Linked DNA regions of Homo sapiens: region 2 is linked to region 1. The links are chromatin contacts, found by Hi-C in ENCODE. All regions are on one chromosome and are shown on one strand. Each heading gives the region's core, a stretch centred on a gene start or an enhancer-like site at or near the end of the contact. The rest is flanking DNA. Distances are from core to core; before and after follow the strand shown. Region 1 holds the start of GKAP1 (G kinase anchoring protein 1). Region 2 overlaps UBQLN1 (ubiquilin 1).

Region 1 (3,159 bases), core at 205-2,704:
ATAGTTAAGTACTGAGATCCCTCTCCAATCTGCAGCTCCCACTTTCTGCAGGCCAAGAAAGTTAAACAAAAAATACAAGCAGGTACTCAGTGAGGACCTGAGGGATTCTCCCACGAGTAAAATACATCTATTTTCACACAAGGTTCTTTTGGTCAACTTCTGGGTTTTGCTCTTACTCCAGAATTGAAGCTACTATAGTGTTATAAATCTGTTGAGAAAAGAAATCTAGACTTCTATGAAGATTTTTAATATTTTAATTTGCCAAAAAGCTTCTCAAATATTTTTATAGCTACAAGTCACATTTATTAAATGATTCCAGTTACAATCCCAAGCACATTTACTACACAACAGACAATGCTAAATGGTGAAGAAAAGTGTCTCCGGCTTTTTAGTGTAAGACAGACGATCTTTCATTAGTTCTTCTAATGAAAGCACTTGCATCTACTCTGAAAAATCTGGCGAAGGTAAAGAGTGAAAAAGAGGAGGAAGAGAAAAGGCAATCAGCCAATTTGATAAACTATTTTTGTCGTTACTGTTCAATATTTATGAAGCACCTTAATGCTAGAGATCTGACAAAAATTCGGTAAGGCTGTTCCAAACAATAACAGAAAAAAAAATCACTTTTCAATAGCTGGCGGGGGAGGAGGAGGAGCACTATATTCAAAAAGTAATTCACTATACCTCATTCATGAATGAAAGCCAAATTTCACCCATAGGCTGTTAACCGATGCTCCGAAACTTATTCGCAAAGTACATAGAGAAAGAAATTGCGCTGGGCGAAACCTAACTCGGGCAGAGAAGCGGCTTCAAAACCTGAAAGGGAGAAAACGAGTCAGGTCGTTGCTCCAGAAATTTCCGAGCGCCCGGCTCCCCGGGAGGGAGCGCGGGCGCCAGCGGCGGGGAGGGGACGGTGGCACCTGTCACTCGAGCGGCCCCCACGGGGTCTCGGGAGGCTCAGCGGTCGCCGGCCTGGGAGTCGGGTGCGAGTCCCTCCCCGCCGCCCCGAGCCTTGCGCCGAGCGTCGGGCCGCGGCCCTCCCGTGCCCTCTGCCCAGCGGCTCCGGTCAGTGGGGCCCGTCGCCTCAGGCCGAGTCCCCGCCACCCGAGGCCGGGGCGCCGAGGGGAGCGCTGTCGAGCCGCTGCCTACGCCTCCGGGGTGCCGGAGCGGACACCCGCGAGGCGGGCCCGCCTCCGCGTACTCACCGGGCCTCCCGTGCCGCCGGCTCGGCCCTCCTCTCCCTCCTCCCCCCGCCGCCGCCTCTCCCGCGGCTCCCCGGGCGGCCGCACTGGGCGTTGGGACTGGTCTGGGTCAAGTGTCGGCAGAGCTGGGGGCAGGCTCGCGCCGGGCGGGGGTCGCGGTCGGCCCACAGGCTGGGCACTAACGGGTCCCGGGGCGCCGGGGCGGACCGCGGAGGTGAGCGCGGCTGCAGGCTGCGGTGAGGGGCGGGGAGAGCGCGGCTGAGAGCAGGCGGGCGGGCGGAGGGTGGAGGGAAGCCCGGGCGGAGGAGGCGGCGTGAGAGCCTCGGGGCGGGGGCGGGGGCGGGGGCGGGGCCTGGCGCGTCCGCCGAGCGCGGGGGTTTGTTTATTTTCGCGGTTGGTAGCGGCGCTGGCGCTGGTTAGAGGTTCGCCGGTGACGTGAGCGCCCGAGTTGGGGGAGAGGACCAGAACCACCTGCTGGAGAAGGGGAGCTACGGGGGCCGGGCAGGGTCCAAACGCCTCACGTAGGCGGCGGCGCCACGGTCTTCGGGGTCACAGGGAAGAGAAGGGCTCTCCTCAAGCGGGTGGAAGGAGGGAGGCCTCCCGAGGGAGTGAGACTCTAGGCCACTCCCCCGCAGCAAGGCAGGATCACCTGCGACGCGGAGAGCGGTTAGAGGGCCCTGGAGTGGAAAAGGGCAGTGGGACCTGGTAGCTTGGGTTCCCTGCAACTTGGGGTTCGACCTCCAGGCAATGAAGTAGGGATGGTCCTGCAAGTCAAGATTCCAGTAGCAAGAGTGCATCAGATCTCTGTAAGGAAAATAACTAACATTGCTCAGTTCCCTGTAGAGTTGCAGGGCGCTTTAACGTTATCTCCCTTGGTTCTCCATCAGGTCGTAGTGGACTAATTTTACAGGCGAAGTTAAGTGACTTACCCAAAACCTCACAGCTAATAAACGGCAGAGCCGGCACCCAGCTGTACTGGCTTCCAATTCTGTTAGCTTACCAGCGCATCACATTATCTCCATAAATCCCCATGATTCAACTAATATTAGACGCCCCACAGGTAAGATGCTTCAGAGTTAGAGGGGAGTTGAAGATACCTTTGCCTTCAAAGAAGTAAGGAATAAAACAAAGATAAAACAGACAATAAAAGACAAACCATGATAGGTGCCACGTGAAAAGTGGCAGAGTACTGCCGGGAATCAAAGAACCGTGTATATCTGTCTTGGGGATAAGGAAAGAAAGGCAGCATGAAGGAGTAGGCATTTGGGATTGACCTTGAAGGAGACAGGGAGAGTTTTACAGCAAGCAGGGATAGCATGAGAATATATATGAAGGCGAATCAGTGAAAGTTGTGTTGGGGAAAGAGCAAAGACTCCAGGGTATGTTGAGAGGTAGAAAAGACAAAGGAGTATGGGGCCTAAGATACCAAATGGATGAATTTATATTTAATTCAGTATTTTGAGTTTTTATGGTTCAGAAGTTTGGGGGAAGAAAAGGAAGGTTTTTTTTTTTCTTTGTGCTAGTGATTTATCTGTGAGGGGAAGCAGAAATCAGAGGTGGAAAAACGGACAGATCTACTGTAGGCCAGGTAAAAATGATGAGTCTGACCTAAAGGGACAGCTAGGGGAATTTAAAAGAGCATAGTTGAGAGATGATGTGCATGCAGTATCTATAGAATTTGGCAACTGATTGATTAATTGTGGGTAGGAAGAGAGAAATCAAAGAAAGTGGAGGTTTTGAGTTTGTAGATAATTGCAAGAGAGAAAAGAGACAATTACAAAGGAGAGGGAGCTACTTCTTGAGAGATCAGTTTAGATTTGGACATTTTAAGAATTCAAAGGGTTGTCAAGACAGCCAGAGAGACATGGACACTAATAAGTTAGAAATAAAGGTTTTGTAATATGGGAAAGAGGACTGAACTAGAAAATAGACTCATAAATAATCAGCCTAGGAGTGATAT
Region 2 (3,043 bases), core at 458-2,957, 150 kb before region 1:
AAGCCAGGAGTAAACCTACAGAAAGCACAAATAGGAAATATCCTAAGGTCCTGCAAAACCAGAAGCCAGTCCGTAAATCAGTTACATTTTAATATAAGCTAAGCCATCTTCTTAAAATAAGCCCTTTTGGCCTGGTGCAGTGGCTCATTCTGGGAGACCGATGATCCCAGCAGCCCAGGAATTTGAGATCAGCTTAGGCAACATTGTTGAGACTTCATCTCTACAAAAAATAAAAACAAAATTAGCTGGGTGTGCTGGTGCACACCTGTAGTATCAGTTACTTGGCAGGCTGAGGTAAGAGGATTGCTTTAGCCCAGGAGGTAGAGGCTGAAGTGAGCTGAGATCGCGCCACTGCACTCCAGTCTGCTCGATGGAGTGAGACTATCTCTAAAAGGAATTTAAAAAATAATAATAATCATTTTTAACTTTGAAAACCCTGACTTAAAAACAATCATAGCCAGGCACTGTGTCCCAACTACTGGGGAGGCTGAGGTGGGAGGATCACCTGAGCTTAGAAGTTCAAGTTCAGCCAGGGTAAAAGAGCAAAAACCGATCTCTTAATAAATAAATAAGTAAATAAATAAATAAAAACGGTGGGGGAGAACCAGGTGCTATGGCTCATGTCTCTGATCCCACTTTGGGAGGCCAAATCTCTTGAGCCCAGAAGTTTGAGACCAGCCTGGATAACATGGCAAAGCTCCATCTCTAAAAACAGTAACAACAACAAATTATATATATAAATTAGCTAGGTGTGGTGGTGCACACCTGTAGTCCCAGCTACTTGGGAGGCTGAGGTGAGAGAATCCCTTGAGCCCGAGAGGTCGAGGCTGCAGTGAGCCACAACTGCGCCCCCACACTCATAGCCTAGGCGAAGGGCGAGACCCTGTATCCCACCAAAAAAAAAAAAAAAAAAAAAAAGGCAGGCAGAATAATACTAAATCTGAAATTCTCAGAGAAAGTAACCATTATACACTTTCATTATCTTCCCCAAATAAGCCTACCCTGGGATGAGGCCCGGGGCTTCCGTTGCTAATGTCTGTAAACCCTGCTGAATCTGTAACAAGGCCTGCATTGCTCTAGGGTTTGACATTGCTGATAGTGTATCAGGATTCTGCATCTAAGGAAGAAAGAAAACTAGTGGTTACAAAGGAATTAAAATCAGTGAACGTAAATTTTTAAATCTTTTCTCTGTTATGCTTCTGGAGAAAATCTAAAACCTTACTCCTGGACACTGGTAATCCATAATTTCTTTCCCAAAATAAACGCAAGTATCTCCTCTTTGACAGCAAACCTAGTGTGCAAATTATTACTTGACCTCCTCCTAAGTCCATCATGAAAGCCATTTCCATAATGGAAGAAAATCAGGAGCTACTTTGGAAGCCACAACTATTCCCCTTCTCCAACAGAAGATAAAGTATTACTTCTAAGACACAACCTCCAAAGGCACAATTCTTACGACGTGGATATGGTAAAAAGCCACATATTCCACCTAACCAAGTGTTATCTGTTACTAATATAACAATTTTACCAGTAAGGTACACTCTAAAACAACAGTTCCAAATTTGACGTTAATACATGTATCCTGAGTTTAGCTTTACTACTTCCAAATATACACCACCTGACTAACCAAAGATAGGCTTACATCATTACAATAGATCAAGGACACCAACCTTGGAAAATGGTTTACAGGTCTGAGAGTCATTTGCATAATACATGAGGCCCTAGAACTACCAGTTTCAAAACACCAAGACTGACTTCTCTTTTGTCGTTTTAAATAATAAAATACCATGGCAATCTCAAGTACTCGTTTATACTATAACCTTCCTTACTTCCTTATATGACAACACTGACTATTTTAATCTTACTAATCCCGAGTTTGAGGAAATGAGATCTACCCCTTGGGGAAAAAAAGCCTTCTACTAATTTGGAAGAAAACCTATAAAATAGAATAGGGTAGCTCTTTCCTGTTACTCAAAATTAGTTAAACCATAAAGCGTAACATGACACAAGGAAGCACTTCAAAGTTAGTACAATGAAAGGAAATGGTTTATGGTATTAACAAAGCATTCAAAATCCTAGGTCCTCAAAAGCAAAAACAAAATGTTCTTTCCTCAGAATGTATGTTTAAGAAACATAAGCAAAAGGTCAGCAGTGAAATGGGACTCAGTGAAGATCAAGCTGAATTCTCTACGAATTGACAGCATTATTGGTCTCTATTCTATGTTTTGCTATCAGCCAGAGAAGAGCAAGGAAAAATGTTTATCATCAAATTTTTTCAAGCAAATCATTACCCAAGATAGCTAACATCTTGTCTTACTCACTTGTTGGAGGAAAGTTGGGAGCTGTTGTCTCATTTGTTCTTGAAGCTGAGGATTTCCAGCAAATAGGGGATTATTCAGCATCATCTATGGGGCAAGTGTTCAAACAATTTTAACTGGAAATATCTGAAACAAGTAATGTACCTTGTTTTATTCTATCTTCCCCCAAGTGCCTCAGCTGGCACTTAAAAGGGAGGAAGGTAGAACATAAATAAAAAAAGGAAAAGGGAAGATACTGTCCACAAGAGGGATCTCCAGAAGAACAAAAACAAAAAAATGAGGCATATTCTCTCTCAATGAGAATGGTGGTTATGATAATGACATGCAATATCCTAAAAAATAAAAGCAATCATTTTCTTAGGCTTTTCCTTGAACAAACGTGAATATATGCCATTGAAAGAAAAATGGGAGTAACTGGCATTCATGAAGATATATTTTCTACTACACTGGCAGAATAAACATAAACATCAATACATGAACTATGTAACATGGCTTGCTTAGAAACCTCAACACACAAGTGGCAGGCACAGAGAAAATCTAGATCTGAAAAGGACCACTACATCTACCTGCCTACTACAAAACAGCTAATATTAGGTCCAAAAAAATAACACCGCAAAACAGCAACCAACTTGCCAGAGAAATGGAGCTGCTAGGTGAAAATCAGTCAGGCCTAGCACCAACAGTCCTCTGGGAAAAGTATTAAAATGATTTAAGACCTAAAAGAT

Evidence for each region. Hi-C counts contacts between places; a loop is a spot of excess contacts on that map. Pooled maps may share reads with other maps.
Region 2: a map of IMR-90 shows a loop between it and region 1 (5-fold over the local background). The contact joins the enhancer-like site here to the promoter of GKAP1 in region 1. A Hi-C loop is called at or near these places in 1 of 168 maps with a recorded cell type or tissue (IMR-90), 3 of 37 single-sample maps with no recorded cell type and 2 of 50 pooled maps.

The regions. Positions count from the first base shown.
Region 1 is chr9:83,816,315-83,819,473 of GRCh38, forward strand. GKAP1 (G kinase anchoring protein 1) reads right to left here and starts at 1,455. Exons shown (of 13, transcript NM_025211.4): 1 at 1,203-1,455; 2 at 682-813. LOC101927552 (a long non-coding RNA gene) reads left to right here and starts at 1,352. Exons shown (of 6, transcript XR_001746793.2): 1 at 1,352-1,413; 2 at 2,087-3,159. RefSeq lists a silencer at 830-1,649.
Region 2 is chr9:83,664,029-83,667,071 of GRCh38, forward strand. UBQLN1 (ubiquilin 1) reads right to left here. Exons shown (of 11, transcript NM_013438.5): 8 at 2,322-2,405; 9 at 1,002-1,117; 10 at 1-15. Among named protein-coding and RNA genes, the nearest start is that of UBQLN1-AS1, 42 kb to the right of the region's middle. Within about 2 kb of position 1,708, at least 2 of the 41 ENCODE cell types and tissues checked have a DNase peak (open chromatin) inside an H3K27ac peak, as active enhancers do.